2 separate regions of the Mus musculus genome follow, and region 1 is linked to region 2. The links are chromatin loops, found by intact Hi-C in ENCODE. Cell type or tissue: left cerebral cortex. All regions are shown on one strand.

Region 1 (8,000 bases), 500 kb before region 2:
GAGAGGATAGCAGGCAACCTCATATGGTGTTCTACTAATACCAGTTTTTAAAATTAATTTTTAGTACATAAGCGTGTAAGTGGTCTCCAATTCTTTCTTAAGCATATTATTTTCATTTTATTGACTAGCCCTGAATCTTTTTGTGATTGACCAGGCATGCTTGGGTGAATTTTTGGACTCTGATTTCCACTAATTAACATTTGAAATAAAAATGAATATATACATAGTTTCATGGAGATCACACAAGTGTATAATATTATATTTAATTTCACTAGCTATATCTTTTCAAAGCATGATTTTATTATTACAGTATATTGTCACAGTAAAGTTCCACATTGCAGGTGTAACAGCAATCAGGGATGTTGAGGAAGGAGTTAATTTGTAATTTAAGCTTACTTTGTCATCTTAAACAAGATGAGCATTAAGAAAACCAGAATTAAGCTCCCCTTCAAAGCCATTATAGCTGTGTCTGAATATAGTAACAGCAGAGTCTATGGGGACTGTTAATTCCAGCTCAGAGATGGGAGGAGGATGGGCACAAAAACAAATTACATGTGTGACATGTCATGGGACAGGAGCATTGCTTGGTTATCAAACAGGGAAAGCAAGGACCTCCACAACCACACTGCTACAGTGAACCCAGAGTAAGTGCTTTTAACCTGTCTCTAGCAATCAAAGGCCCCCGAGTGTTTGCCAGCTTCCAGGGTTACTTCTGCAGGCTATGGGGAGGGACTGTGGCTGTCTGGCCAGTCAGTCTGCACAGGGTAATGAAAATACATTATGGCGAGGCCTGAGTTACAGGAGAAGAAGAAGAAGAAGAAAATCAGAACAAAACTGTCTTTGGATACATCAAGCTCTCAGAACACTTCTTGGCCTTGCCTGATTCGCTTGTTGGGAATTGTCAGTGGCCCCCTGTGAGTGCACGCTTGCTTCCGCTGGCAGTGCTGTTCTCCATGAACAAAAGAATCAAACAGAAACACCAGTGTGGAGTTATGCCTTGTCCTAACCGCGCATGCCAGTCCACTTTGATCACAGGCTGGCTGCATTAGCATTCTGTCCTGGAGCTTAAGCGAGCCTATTCACACTGCTCGAGAGAAAACTTCCCGAGGTTCTAATGAATTGCTGTGTTTGTTCAACAGTTGTCAGGTGTTCCGAACGGTCCTAGCGATAGTACAGTGCTGTGTGTTTTATGAGTGACAGTTAGGCCACTGCACAAAGAAGATCTGTCCTTGTGGGTATGCACTGCCCATCTTGGAAATCTGAACACATCTGTAAATCACTCTTCCAATGAACTCGGTGCAGCCTGATTTAGAATCACTCACTTTGATTCTCCTGGCTTCTTAGAAATTCTTGCCTAAAGCTGCACAGTAGTTAAGAAGTTGAACGCAGATGCACAGCGAATGGTAAAACACCTACAAAGAAAACCGAGTTCATGGAAGGTCAAGGCAGAACTGAATTCACTCAATTACCATTTTCTTTATTTTAACTTAAGAAAGCTTGGAGAGTTACCAAAGCTGATGGAGAGGCACAGCTAAGTTGACTGAGTTTTTGGCAGCCTGAGGACTCACAAGGCAGGGGAGAGAGGCATATGCACTGGTGCCAGGCATGTCTAAAACCAAAATATGGATGGGCATAAACTCCGCCCTATGGGAACCCAGGGTATCTATGCTCCTTTTCCTAAAGATTTGGTAGTAGCTCTGTTTTGTTTTTTTTTTTAAAGGACAACCTCTTTCTGAAAGCACCACAAGATCAAAACTTCCAGTTTTCACTTGAACACACAGCAATATGATGTCATCCTCATGTAAGTTAAATTAAAAAAAAAAAAAAAAAGGAAAGGAAAGCTGGACAAATTACAGCTATCTCCTGAGAGGCTCTGCCAGATCCTGACCAATACAGAGGCAGATGCTTGCAACCAACCATCGGACTGAGCACAGGAACCCCAGTGGAAGAGTTAGGGGAAGAACTGAAGGAGCTGAAGGGGCCTTATCTGGCATCAATGGGAGGGAAGGCCCTTTGTCCTGTGAAGGCTTGATGCCCCAGTGTAGAGGAAAGCTAGGGCAGTGAGGGAGGAGTGGATAGGTTGGTGGGGGAGCACCCTCATAGAAGCAGTGTAAGGGGGGATAGGATAGGGGAGTTTGCAGAGGGGAAACCAGGGAAGGGGATAACATTTGAAATGTAAATAAATAAAATATCCAATTAAAAATGAAAACTGTGGTATAGTCTCCAATCTTCCCAGAAAAAAAAATGTATATTTACAATCTTTCCTTAACCAATAATAACAAGTAGTTCTAATTACCATAGCGATTGCTGGGACAACCAGGCTGATGAGGCCACTCAGAATATAATTAATTTTGCAAAACATTATTTTGACTATACACTGTAGCCCTAAAGACAATTAAGAGCTGTACCAAAGACTATATTCTGTCTAGTAAATATGTTTCTGCTTCTGAAGAGAAGGAGAATGCTAGGGCAGTACTAGAGGTCAGCAGGCAGTTGTGCTCTCTAGCGGAGGAGGGCACCTTCCTCACAACAGCCTGGCCCCTCAGTGTGGTTGTTAAGTACAGCACAATGAGGGAGCTCGGTTCCTCTTCCCGAGGAGTCTCCGTAGGGAGCAGCATCCTATGTCGTCGTCATCCAGGAGAGAAAGCTGCAGTAGTTAGTTTTTGCACACACTGTTCAGATCTGTAGGTAGACCAGAGAAAGGTGTGGCCAACTCCTTGAGCCTGACACAAGGAATGCTTTGCTGTTAGAATAGGCCTGGGGCATCAGGGGCTTTGCCATGTATGGACCCATGTCCTCCACACATTTGTTCAGGGTTTCACCCACTCCCTGCATCTCCCTGCATTTCTTATTTTCCAAATGCTCCAGATGTGATGTGACTTTTAATTCTGGGGCAGCTCTGCATTGTCTCATGTAGATACTTGAGGAGAACAAAGTTCTAAGAAGAACTTGAGATAGATTTGGAAGCCTGAACAATATCTTTTTTAAAAAACTGTTTTTTATGTTAATTAGGCATTTTCTTCATTTACATTTCCAATGCTATCCCAAAAGTCCCCCATACCCCCCCCCACTCCCCTACACACCCACTCCCACTTCTTGACCCTGGCGTTCCCCTGTACTGAGGCATATAAAGTGTGCAAGACCAATGGGCCTCTCCACTGATGGCCAACTAGGCCATCTTCTGATACATATGCAGCTAGAGACACGAGCTCTGGGGGGTACTAGTTAGTTCATATTGTTGTTCCACCTATAGGGATGCAGACCCCTTTAGCTCCTTGGGTACTTTCTCTAGCTCCTCCATTGGGGGCCCTGTGATCCATCCAATAGCTGACTGTGAGCATCCACTTCTGTGCTTGCTAGGCCCCGGCATAGCCTCACAAGAGACAGCTATATCAGGGTCCTTTCAGCAGAATCTTGCTAGTTGGGAACAAAACACCCATGGAAGGTGTTACAGAGACAAAGTTTGGAGCTGAGATGGAAGGATGCACCATCTAGAGACTGCCACACCCATAGATCCATCCTATAATCAACCTGAACAATATCTTGACAACCAATAAAGTACATCTCATCATTTGTGCTTAGCTAAAAGTTCTCACAAGTCCTGCCATTCCTTCAATAATGTCACCAACTTCCTTCCTTCTTAGTCCATCCAAAGAATACCTCATATTTTTCTAATTTCCTCAGCCACCATTTTAAAATGTAGTGTACAGGTGCCTCTGGTTTTGCCCATACATTTGTGTATGTGTGTAAAAGGCATGAAATTGACTTTAGGTGTTTTTCCTCAGTTAGTTTCCACTTTTCAGAGGCATGATCTAGTGCTAAACCCAGACCTTGCCATTGGTTTGAGTAGCCAGCTTCTTCAACTTCTTCTTGGCTTGCCTTCTCCCATCTCTGACTCCAGAGGGCTGGGATGACAAAGAGCTACCACACCTGCCCAACTTTCAGGTACTAGCAGGGGTTCTGAATCCTCTTCTTCAGTTCTGACCTAGGATTTGAAGTTAGTCTGAAGACCTTGAAATACCATGCTCTAAGGGAACTTAATCTGGTCATGCCAACCAAAGTTGTCATAGAAACCACTTCACCTATTTGGCTCTCCTCGCTTCAATTCAGGTTCCAAGCAAAGGTGGGACTTGGTTCTTACTCTCACAAAAACAGCTTACAACACAAGATGTTTTAATTCTTTATCATTTTATATTCCCCTTTAAATTTTGCATTCCTCTTCTTTAAGCACTTTGATATATATATATATATATATATATATATATATATATATATACACATACATATATATATATATATATATATATATATATATATATATATATATAAACTTACATTTTAGTATTCCTATTTCTGAGGTGGTGTATATGTACTTCAGAAGTAGAATCCATCTTTATTCTTCATTTCTGGGATTTATTATGTTTCTTTCACACTCTGAAGATTGTGAGTTTGATTCCTAACATTGAATATGGCATTGCTCTACTCAGCTTCTATTTCTGTCATGTGTATTTTACTTGGCTTGAGAATTATGTGTAAGTGCAGGAGGTGAGTGGATTCCAGCAGGCACCAACCTCATTTACTTATCATGACCTCTCATGTTAGTTTGTCAAAGTTTCTGTTACTTGTATCCTGGTGATGTGTTTATTTTCAAACTTTATTCTATAAAAATGGACAAATCATACCTGTTTATAAAAGATGAGTTAGCCATGTCTCAAATCCAGACTTCTTTAGACTTCTTTACTTTGAATTTCATTATTCTCCTCTAACCTGTAGAATGAGGTTGGCAGCTGAGTAGAAGGATAGAAACTTCTCTCATTTCCCCTGTTTATGTTTTTTTTAACATCATTTTTTTTCAGTTGAGATCTGCTCTAGAGTCTTGCATATTGGAGAGTGTCAAGTATTCTGCTGGCATTCTTCCTTCCCCACCCAATCCATCCAGAAAGTGAGATAATCTAAGTGTTTAGATGTCTCATGTATGCCTTTTGGGGAAACACATGCCACTAAGTTCTGAAACCTTCTGTTGAGCTTCAGAATTTGAAAAGGCATAGATTTTATTTACGTAGAGTACTATTTGTGAGGCATTTTTTTTGAGGGTTACAAAGCTTTTAATCTGACTGTAGACATAATTTTTTTTTAGCTTTTCCTCTCTAATTCTTTACTTAGGCAGAAACATCAAATAAACATAACATTATTCCAGCACAATGGGAAATTCTCTGAGTTATCTCTCCTCATTATATGACTAAGATGAGAACAAAGAATCTCTAAGGTATATATATATATATATATATATATATATATATATATATATATATATATCATAAGAGGACTGACCCTTAGGCCTCACACATACTAAAAAACCACTGAGCTGGGGGCATCCACATGCTTTGACTTTTATCTCCAAAGACATGAGGAATTTTTCTTTTTTAAAAGAATATCATTTAATGCAGTTTGTTGAAAGGTTTGAATATGCATCAGCATTTCATCCATTATATCGTAAATTATATTTAACTGTTTTTTTCTCTCTAAATGCTCATTTTAATGTTTTTATTTGAAATGAACATTTTAAAATACTTTACAATATTTAATGGATCCAATAATAGCTGTATCTACCAAAGAACCTTGCAGATTTATTGAGATTCCTTTTGTCTGATGTAACACATATTATGAGCTGTGAGTTAATGTATGTCCTGACCATTTGTAGCTATGGAAGAATTAACTCTTTCACCAGAGGCTGAATCTCAATGCCTATGAATGGCTCCTTCATCCTAACATATTCAAAACGTGCTCCTCAGACAGCAGATCCATGCTGTGTCAGAAAGGAAACATTTGCAGCTCAACTTTACATCCAATTCCCATGAAAACTGATTCCTAATACTTCATTCAAAGTATTAGGAATGCTTTGTACCTTTCCTGGGATGACCACATGATCCTCCAAGTACCTGCCAGAAAATGATTATATGTTGAGAGACAGCTAAAACCACCCTCCTGGCTTGGTGATTACCTTTGGAAATCCAGAGAGATCTTAATGTAGTGAAGTGAAGTCTATTTCATTGAAATCATGACTTAATCTGTCTCATTTTCTCCCTTCCTTGATGCTATTTGGCCTTGTGTGAGACCTTATGCAAATGAGAATGACTGCAGTGAACTTTCTGTGATGCATTCAGTAATTTATCCATCCATTCATTTACTACTTGAGCAAGCATTTATTCAATGCCTGCTTTCTGCAAAACACTTGGCTGGGCCCTCAGTAATAGCACGAGCATATGTGATGTTGCAAGCATGTAATATTGCTCCCCTTAAATATGCAAACTTTGTAAAGCAAATAATGAATTCTCTGGGAAAAAAGTGAATGGTTTGGGTTGCTCATTTGTGGTGCTATCTACCTGTGGCCAACACTTTGTCCTTGGGAAAACAAGTCAATTTCCCAGCCAAAGGTTCATTCCATTTCTTTGTGGATAGCATGAAAGAGATATTTCATTTAACTGATTAAATCATCTCTGTTATTTAAAAGAATAAATTTATTAGGTGGGATCTTAATATTGGGATAAAAAAAGGCATCTGTCTGTAGCAGGTCACCTAACCTCTGTGTAATTGTATCCTGATTAGAAGTTCCATAGACAAAAATCATCATTTGTGGAGGTAACCTGAGGGGCTTTATATGAGTGTATTTCCTTTACAAATTAAAGTATCAGAGACTAGTTATAAGGTCCTGTTAGTGTAGCAAAATAGAATAGCAGCTATCACTCATTACCTAACAAATTTCACTGGTGGTGACTACTTAGAGCAAGTCATTTTCTCATCATCTACATTGAACAATACTAAAATCAGAAGCTCAGACTGAAACTTATTCAAATCTAGCCTGTCTAATCCAGGGTCTGGGGTCAAGTCCTGCCCCCTAGAGGAGAAAGCCATGAACGTGATGCAGAGAACTGTGGGTGCCCTGTGGTCCCTACTTTTAACCCTGTGTCAGCTTACAAACATACATAGACAAAGTGTGACTGAGTGTGAAGGAGCATTGTTGTGAACTTGCACACACAGGAAAGGCTTCTCTTTCCTTTCCTTTTTACTATAGTGGGATAAGTAGCCAACCCAGCACACTGCTTCCTTGTAGCAATGAGTAAAGATGGCTTGGTTGAAATGTCTGTGTTTATAGTATACAGAGAAACACTTTGGCTCACTCAAAAGTGATTAGCTCACACTGGTGGATCATTTAATTTTCCAGAGGAACCTGAGATAAGAGCTGGGAGGTGAGATGCTGTAATTTGGAGGAACTGGAACACAAGATATGTCGGGATGCTGAGCCCCGCATTCAAACCCTGGCTGCTCTGTTTACAAGGCTTTGTCTTCGGTGCTGACTCCTCTGAGCTTCAGTTTTATCAGCTGAAAGTGAGGTTTAGAAATCAGGATGCCTTGAAGGATATGACAGATACAGTGTGGAGTTTGGCCACCTGTGAGATGGACACTTCCAGAGTCCTGCCTGCCTTGCAGGGTTCAGTGAGGACCAAGTGAGGAAAAGTCAGATTAGGTCTAAGGGGTAAGCTTTTAATGAATGTTAGTTATTTTATATTTCTTTTGTTACCAACTAAATACTTTTAGAGATCATAAAAATGTTTACCATGTTAAAAATCATCAGATTAATATTTCTACCACTGGATACATAATTTATATATTGATATGTCAAGTGGTTAGTAGTAGCATGATTTAAGACACTAACTTCTGATAAGAATGTCATGTATTTATATGGCATGTTTTTCCTTAAGTATGCTTTCACTATGTAAATAGCCTCTTTAAACAAAAGAATGGAGCTTTAACTAATGTAATGCTGGCCTATAGGAGATGGTAAATGAACTAGATGTTGAAAATAGACGGAGAAGGAGAACCACATCAAGGTCATTGACAGTGGGCCAGTTTGCACACTAAGTGTTTAGACCTCAGTGAGGCTGTGGCTGTGTATGTGGTTCTTCGTAATCTGCTGTCCCATCAATGTCTGGATTTATACC
Region 2 (8,000 bases):
TTTTGAAATGTATGTATATTTCTCGTTTAAGCTAGAGACGACTGGATTATGACTTCAATTAGCACAAGAAAGATGACTCAGGGCTTTAAAGCTTTTTGTCACTATGTTCACATTGTACGCAAGCATATTATTCTGAGGGCTGCAAAGAAATGATTTTGAATGTGTTTGACATACAATAACAAACATCAGATTGACAGACATGCCATCAAAAATATGTATGGATGCATATGGAGAAAGTTAATGGCATCATTGGTTCAAGCCACAAACCCTTTGGGGAATAGACAATCTGGCTCTTCCAGCTCAGGTAAATTGGTGCTCCATGTGAGAGAAGCTCTCCCTCTACCGTGCCTGGAGTCCCATCAGCTCCAATACATCTCCCTGAAGGAGACCGAGAGGAGCACAGGAAGCTGGCTTGCTGCCTCTCTTCTGCTTCCTAAAGGACTTGGCTGGCCATGGGTTGCCATGTAACCATGGGAGAGCTTCTCTCTAGAGGAATAAGCAAACTTACTTCTGGCCAGAAAACCAGAGTCTGATTTTTTAAATTTGCACATGTGCTCAATGCTATTTCTGATTTATCAATAATGGATTAATAGCACTAGGTTTATAGATCTCCCCTATAGCTTATATATGTTTGTAACTGAATTCAGGAAATTTAGTTTCCAGAGTAAATATTGGGGTACACAACTCTTAAATGCAAGGTCACCATCCCTGACTTTCTTCCTGATCATGGTATTCAATTTTGTAAGCTTGGTACATAGTAACTGCTCTATGAATTGTCATTGACTAAGTCCTAAGTCAGAGTGTGACTCTGGGCATACTACTGTCTTTAGAGATTTAATCTCTCATACAAGTAAACAAGAGTGGACTAGATAATTTCTAAGTTGTCTTTCAAGATCCAAAATGTCCCATATTAGCATTCACCTCCATGTGAGAAGGTGTGTTCCAGAGCGTGATGCCCACAGAAGCCAGCAAAGGAAGCTGGATACCCTAGAGCTAGCATTACAGGAAGTGTGAGCTACCTGAAGTGGTGCTGAGAACTTTACTAAAACTGAACTCAAGTTCCATAGAAGAGCATTACTTGTTCCTAACCACTGAGCCATTGTTCCAGCCCCAAACCTACATTATCCTAATCAGTGGGAAAGCCATGTTTTATAATATGCTAATGCACATTGTAATTTAAAACTTATGACAGGCTAAATAATGCCTACCAAACAGCATATGGGTTTTTTCCCCCTTTAGAACCTGTGAATGTTGTCTTATATGGAAAAAGTGGCTGTGTCAAATGTGACTGAAATAAGCTTTTGAAATAGGGACAGTATTCAGTATGTGAGTTTGCTTCATGCATGAGCACAGATATCCGTTCTTATACACAAAGTGAAGTTTGACATTGCATGTCTGAAGCAAGATCTTGAACCATTGACTTTAAGGTTAGAGGAGTGGAGACAGGAGACATGAAAAGCAATGGGGCTAGCAAGAGTGGATCAAAGCTGGAAAGATAAGGCTCAGATCCTCCCCACCCAACACTCCACAACCAAGTCCTGCTGACACCATCGCTGTAGGCCAGTGAACTGGAATTTGGACCTCCAGAACTATAGGAAAATAAAGTTGTGCTCTTCTAAGCTTCTGAATTGGTGCATTATCTTTAAACATTGACAAGAAACGAATACAAGCATATACTGTCTTGTGATCAATGTACTAATGGCCTCTAAAAGTACATGGCATTCAGCTAGCATATTAATTATGCTCCTCGTCATTGTGGAAAAAAAAAAACTTCATAAGGTGGGAAAGCTTACTTCAGCTTCAGTTTAAGGAGGCATAGTCATGGTGGTAGGGAATGCCTAGCAGCAGGTCAGGAGGCCAGATGGTCACACTGCTTTCAGGGTCTGGAAGCAAAGACCAAGCAGAAAATGGTGCTGAGCTGTAAGATCTCAAAACCCACCCTGACCCAGTGCTTCCCCTTTTCCAGCAAGACTTCACCAATTAAAGGTTCTACATCCTTCTGAAACAGCATCGTCAGCTAAGGACCAAATATACAAACATCAAACAGGTGAGTCTGTGAAGGACATTCTTTTTTATTTTTATTTTTTATGAGAAAGGGAGAAAGGGGATGTGGTGTTGGATGGGTGGGGAGACAGGGAGGATCTGGGAAGAGTAGTTACAGGAGGAGAAAAGCATTATCAGAACACAGTGTATGCAAATTTTTTTTAATTAAATAGAAAAGAAGAAGAAATAGAAGCAACCAAGCTACTTTTGGGAGATAGGAGTCAGCACACAGAAGTGACAACCTCCAACAAATCATGTATCCTTTTTGAATAACGCCAATTTTGATCCACATGTTCCTTCAAACTGAAATAGGACACAGCTTTCCCTACTACTGGGTCTCTGAAAAAAGATGTTTGTCAATGTTGTATGTAACTATGAGAAACAAAATAGGATATAGCAACAACAAAATACCCCAAATATACACATTAGTAACATACCTACTTAATGTTACTGAAGCATGTCTATCTCCCTGTTCCAAAGTGTCCTTATTAATCTTCGATAACATCAGTGGCATCAGATCCTATCCAGACTGGATTCTAGCAGAGGACTTTTCAAATTTTAATATGCATAATATGCATATGAATCACCTGGGGATCTTGTTAAAATGCAAATTCTGATTCTGTAGGTCTGAGGCAGGACCCAAGGATTCAACACTGTAATAAGCTCCCAAGTGAGGTGGAGGCTCAGGTCTGCACCTACACCAGCAAGATGTCAGGGAACAATCTGGAAATGTCAGTCTAAGGTAGCACCAAGCCCACACTACCAGCAACAAAGCAGTGTGCAATTCTCAAACTTTTGCCAGCTTACCTTGAAATAGTCTCTCTGGGTGTGGTGCTATCTCTGTAGTTTACATTTCTGGTTCTGAGTTTATCTAGTAAGGAGGTCCCGTGTGCCTCAAGCCACATACCACCCCTGTGTCTGCCTCGAGCTTCTAATGGCTATTCCCGATGGGGAAGGCACTAGCTTTATAGAGACTTTGTCAGTGATGTCAGCAGCCACCGGTGCAATCCTGGCTCTCATCTGTTCCTTTCCATACCCTGTTCACATGTGTTTTTTTAGGTTGCAAAGACTTGCTCAACTTTTAGATAAAGATTTTTTTTTCTCTTGATTTGGGTTTGAATCTAGGCAAAAGACTCTTCAGGTTATGGGTCTCATGAGTAGTTATAAGACCCAGCTTCATCTCACAAACTGGCTTGCTGTTTGAGGTTTTCGCCAATATCTCAGAGCATAAGTCCATTGCTCCTGTTTAAAACTGACCCCACCGTGTTCAGTCCTCCACTGATCTCAGTTTATCAATTGAGTAATGACTCCGATTTAAGATATTTATGGAGCAAAGATAACTACATCCTTTGCTCCCCATAAAGGTTCAAACATTTCCTCCTCCTGCATCTGCCAAGAATTCTCCATCCGGCCTAGCCAGATTTCCCTGCCCTGTAGAGAAAATCTTGCCAGCTCTCTGCTGCCCTCTCATGGTATCTGTTAGTACAGCGTTCATATCTGCCCTTGACTGATCCTAACGGACTCCAGGGATGCAACACCTTTGTGGAGCCTGCAGATCAAACTAGCACGGCCAACTAGACGTCTACCAACGTTTTTTACTATTTTCTTTCAAATACAGATGACGAACATCCATAACAGAATTTTGCTTCTAACCTTGAAATTCATAAAAGCACAAAGGAGGGGAACTCTGGGGCATGTTTTAAAGATGAAAGAAAAGCCCATTTGGCTAACCAGTGCCTGTAGCCTAGCCGGAAGGATTTCAAGAGATCTTGTTCCCTGGGCTCCACACTAGTTCAGAAGAATATAAATGTCTTAGGGTGGTCCTAATGGCTTATATTTCAGCAGCATTCCTGGTGATTCCAACGAATATGAAGAGTGCCTCTGTTGGGCTGTACATAAGGCATAGGCATGCTATGAAGTGAATATGTAATATGTGAAGCTCACATATTACAGAAGGCTGGTCATATTAGATTTGTTAAGAAAAAAAAAAAAGCTAACCAGTTTTCACGAACCATCCCCCAGAAAAACCCAGAACAAAAAGAGATCTTGCTTTGTGTCTAGTGTTTGCTGAGCAGTTCGTGGACTTCAAGCAACCCTATTCTACACTGTTCAGACTGCCTCTGTGCTTAGCATTAAATCTTCACACTGGTGCACAGAGGACAAAAAGCCCTGTCTGTGTGATGCCCTTCCACTCTGTCCACTCAGGGAAGGCGTCTCTCTTAATGTCATGCTCTGCAAGCTGTATACTCCTCTCCTCAGTCAGCTACTTCTGTGGAGCAGACATAGATGTTGGAAGTTTGGATGGGTGAGACAAACAGGCAAGAATGCACGTTACATAGCTGCATTCTTCAGCTGGCTTGTCCACCCAGCTTTGTGCTCCAATTGGCTTGTCCTGCTAATGTTGTATCTGCCATGTCCAAACTGCATGAAAACTCATGTCTGTCCTCAACTCTGATCTTATCTGTTCAGCAGTAGCACTCTCCTGCCCAAGCCCTGTCACCAACTCTTGGTTCCTTAGTTGTGTACAGTAGGTTGCATTCATCATAGCATCATTGTCTTTGCATCAAAACATTGGGTTAAATTCTCCACCTCACTAACCTAGATTGCCTCTCATCTTTCTTCTACTTCTGTGTAACCCAGAAAAGGCAGTGGATAATACATTGCATGCTTATTCACAGTGGGGGTTCAGTAATACTTGCCAAGGGTATTTCCTCTAAGTAGCAGCAGTCCAATACTTGGAAATAAAATTCAAGTCCTGCTCAAGCTCAGCTGATTCTGATTCTGCCCCATCAAGGATTCTTGCCCAGCATCCCTTACTCCTCTGACACCAGACTCCTCTATGCTTCTTGCTTCTTGTATCACACAGGATCCTTTCAGTTCTCTATGTGACTTTATGCCACCTTTTCTCCCCTCTCCTGTTTACTCTGCTCAGCTGGAAGAGCTCTAGCAACTTTGAATTTGCATTTTTAATTAGGCATTGCATCGGATTTCAACTCAGTTATCCTGAGTTCTTCTTGCATTTAAGCTACCAAAGACTCTATGCACAGCTGTATGCATATGAATAAGACAGTATTTTTTTAAAATCTCTTAAGCCTTAACATTTTATATGAAGCAATGTCATTTTTTCTTTTTCCCATGAAAAGGTTGCTTATTATTTTTTAAGATGAAAACAAAGGCCCTCCTCAGGCAAAACTTACCTTTTTCTAGACCCCTTCCAACAACACACATTATTTAAAGTCAGGCAGAGTGCTGCCCAGCATGACCTTTCTGAAACAAGTGGAACACAGCGCTCTTTTTCTTAGCCCTACTCTGCATGGCTTTACCCCAAATCTTGCCCACTGTGGCCTCTCCCACTCCCCATGAGATGTTCTTTCTGGGAAGAAATAAATCTCATTCTGGTGACTATCTACTGAGCACCCACTACACACCAGTGTGCAAAGTATTGTCCAGCAAGGTGAAGAAAATGGCAGTATGCTGAGTGTAACCTACTGGTATACAAGAGAAGGGGCCAAGCAGAGAAAATGCTGATGGTAGTGGTGGTAGTAGTGGTGGTGGTGGTAATGATGGAGACTAGGGTGAGAAAAAAATCAGAGTTGAAAAGAAAGACATGGAATTTGGGCATGACAGATACAGCATTAGCAGGATAAGCCAATTGGAGAACCCAGGTATCTAGATCTAGGTTCCTTTGCCATCTAACTAAGCATCTTTCACAGTTCTCTTCCCTACATTTAGACTCTCTGCTACCCCTTCTTGATGTCCTTTGACTAAGTTAGTAAGCTGTTTCAAGCCTTCTTACCGTCCTTCTTTGGACTGTAATATTCCAAGTCTAATTAGCAATGATGAACACAGGATGAGCCTGAGAATGATGGGGCAGGGAATATGTTTTATCTCTATTGTTTAAATAAACTGAGAATTCAGAATCACTGCCCAAAGGAAACAGAAAGATGGGGTAGACCCAGCTTTGTGAGCAACTGATATGGGGAAACTCTGTTCTAAGTATTCTTGACCACCAGCTCTGTCAGAAAGCATCCAAGTTATTAATGGTATTTCTCATGCCAAATTATTCAGCTATTTATGTTCCACTGTTTATATTCACTAAATGTGACTAATTTTTTTCCATACTATTTTCATTAACAGTTCTATTAGGGCCTCTGCAAAGGCATTTATATGTATGTTTTTTCTGAATCCTCTGAATAGTCATAGGAGATAAAATGCATTGTAATCCCATTCTACAAATGAAAAAGCTGACTCTGGAGGCAGTTTAAAAATATCTGTGTATATGGTGTTGACTGAGATATTAACAAAGTGAAGCAAAATAGTTAGGTAAGTTAGGTAGTGAATGTATAGACAAGAGGCCGGACGGGCCAATAGGTGCCAAGATTGGGTACAGAGGGACAAACAACTTCAGAGGAGAGGAAGTTAGGATCATATAAGCAGGGTGAGAAGCAGTGTTGAACATCACCTTCCTAAGCTGAAATCTTATTCTGCAATTTCTAGTTGCTCTCAGACACTCACCCTTTCTGATCTTGTAAAATGAAGATTAGAAATAAGAGCCACCACACAGATAAAATAGTTAGTAGAAAGCCCAGCCATCTATTGTTATTGGAATCATCATTTCACATTAAGAGAATCCACATTCTTCTTTCAGTAGATGAGAGATGATCCAAAGTCACTGGCCCTATATGTCACTTAACATGCAAATACAACTGAGTAAAATATTTTCAAGGGCACAATGGAAAGGGCAGTTGACTAGAAGAACAATGTAAACATCTTAGAGTGGCAACAGGCATAGTAAAGGATAGTGCTAGTTGACCTTGCTAGGACAAAGTTCAGGGAGAAAGAACTAAGTGAGGAGACTGCAGTTTTCTTGTTCTCCCCTTACTACACGCAATCACACACACACACACACACACACACACACACACACACACATGCACACATGCATCCATGCGAAATATGGGTATCCTTACACGACTGAGATCACTGACTGATAGCCTTCTCCCTTAAGCCTCTTCATATCTTAGGTGTTCAGACCTTCCCATTGACCTTCCAGCTCTGATAAAGACCCTCAAACCACTAAACAGCAAACAAAGCCACATGATGGGCATACAGGAGATCCAATGCCCCATATCTTCAGTGGTGCACGGCACAGGGAAGGCCACTATAGTACCAAGTCCTAAGTCCCATATCTGATGGGTCAAGGCTGGCTAGCTCCCCTCTCCCCCTGCTTTCTACTTCAGGACTCTCTGAACCACTAACTTTGGCAGGGTTTTTCTTACTTCCTAGTTAGCATTCTGCAGTGTTTGTTTGTTTGTTTGTTTGTTTTTTCCATAAATTCCTTGAAAAGCAAAAACCAATGCATTTATTTCACATATATGGGGAAAGGGAGATTGAGGTAGGAGTAAGCTTTATCTACCTTGCAGATGGAAAGTAGTCTTTCAACTCAAATTTCTGCCTCAGAGTTGCTCTATAAATGCTTCCCAGTTTAAAAACCACCTAGGCAGTTTGTCCCAAGAGGCTTCTATACCTATGTGTTATTCTTACAGATAATTCTAGCTCTAGCCCTGTGCTGTGGTCTGAATGTGTAGGACTACCCAAAACTGTTTAAATTGCTATCCCCAAACCATGGTATCTATGACTGGGGCTTTTATGGAATTCATGAGCTACACATTCCAGCAAGCAAAGGATAACCTGGGTGGCCATCAAGCTTCTTGATATAGCTATAACAAGCATGGGGAAGGGACTTAGCATAAAGGGGGAGAATTCGCTGAGCACCCTCTGCCAAAAGACATTCCTCTATTATTTCTATGTAGAATATGAGCTCAGGGGGTACTGGTTAGTTCATGTTGTTGTTCCACCTATAGGATTGTAGACCCCTTCAGCTCCTTGGATACTTTCTCTAGCTCCTCCATTGGGGGCCCCCATGTTCCATCCAACAGATGACTCCGAGCATCCAC

What was found. A loop is a pair of places that touch in the nucleus more often than their neighbours do. Peaks named below come from ENCODE experiments on the same cell type or tissue, not always from the same donor. Only the 100,000 strongest peaks of a DNase experiment are listed, where the experiment ranks them.
Region 1: a loop joins it to region 2, with 2.7 times the contacts of the local background. A loop is called at or near these places in 3 of 42 quality-filtered maps.

What each region holds. Positions count from the first base shown.
Region 1 is chr2:123,806,853-123,814,852 of GRCm38, reverse strand. No RefSeq gene overlaps it. Among named protein-coding and RNA genes, the nearest start is that of Gm39919, 12 kb to the right of the region's middle. In left cerebral cortex, a CTCF peak has its summit at 6,897 (motif pointing left); DNase peaks (open chromatin) are centred at 1,067, 1,389 and 4,934; H3K27ac peaks cover 1,253 bases.
Region 2 is chr2:123,307,919-123,315,918 of GRCm38, reverse strand. No RefSeq gene overlaps it. Among named protein-coding and RNA genes, the nearest start is that of Gm34430, 380 kb to the right of the region's middle. In left cerebral cortex, a CTCF peak has its summit at 3,512 (motif pointing left); DNase peaks (open chromatin) are centred at 3,067 and 3,495.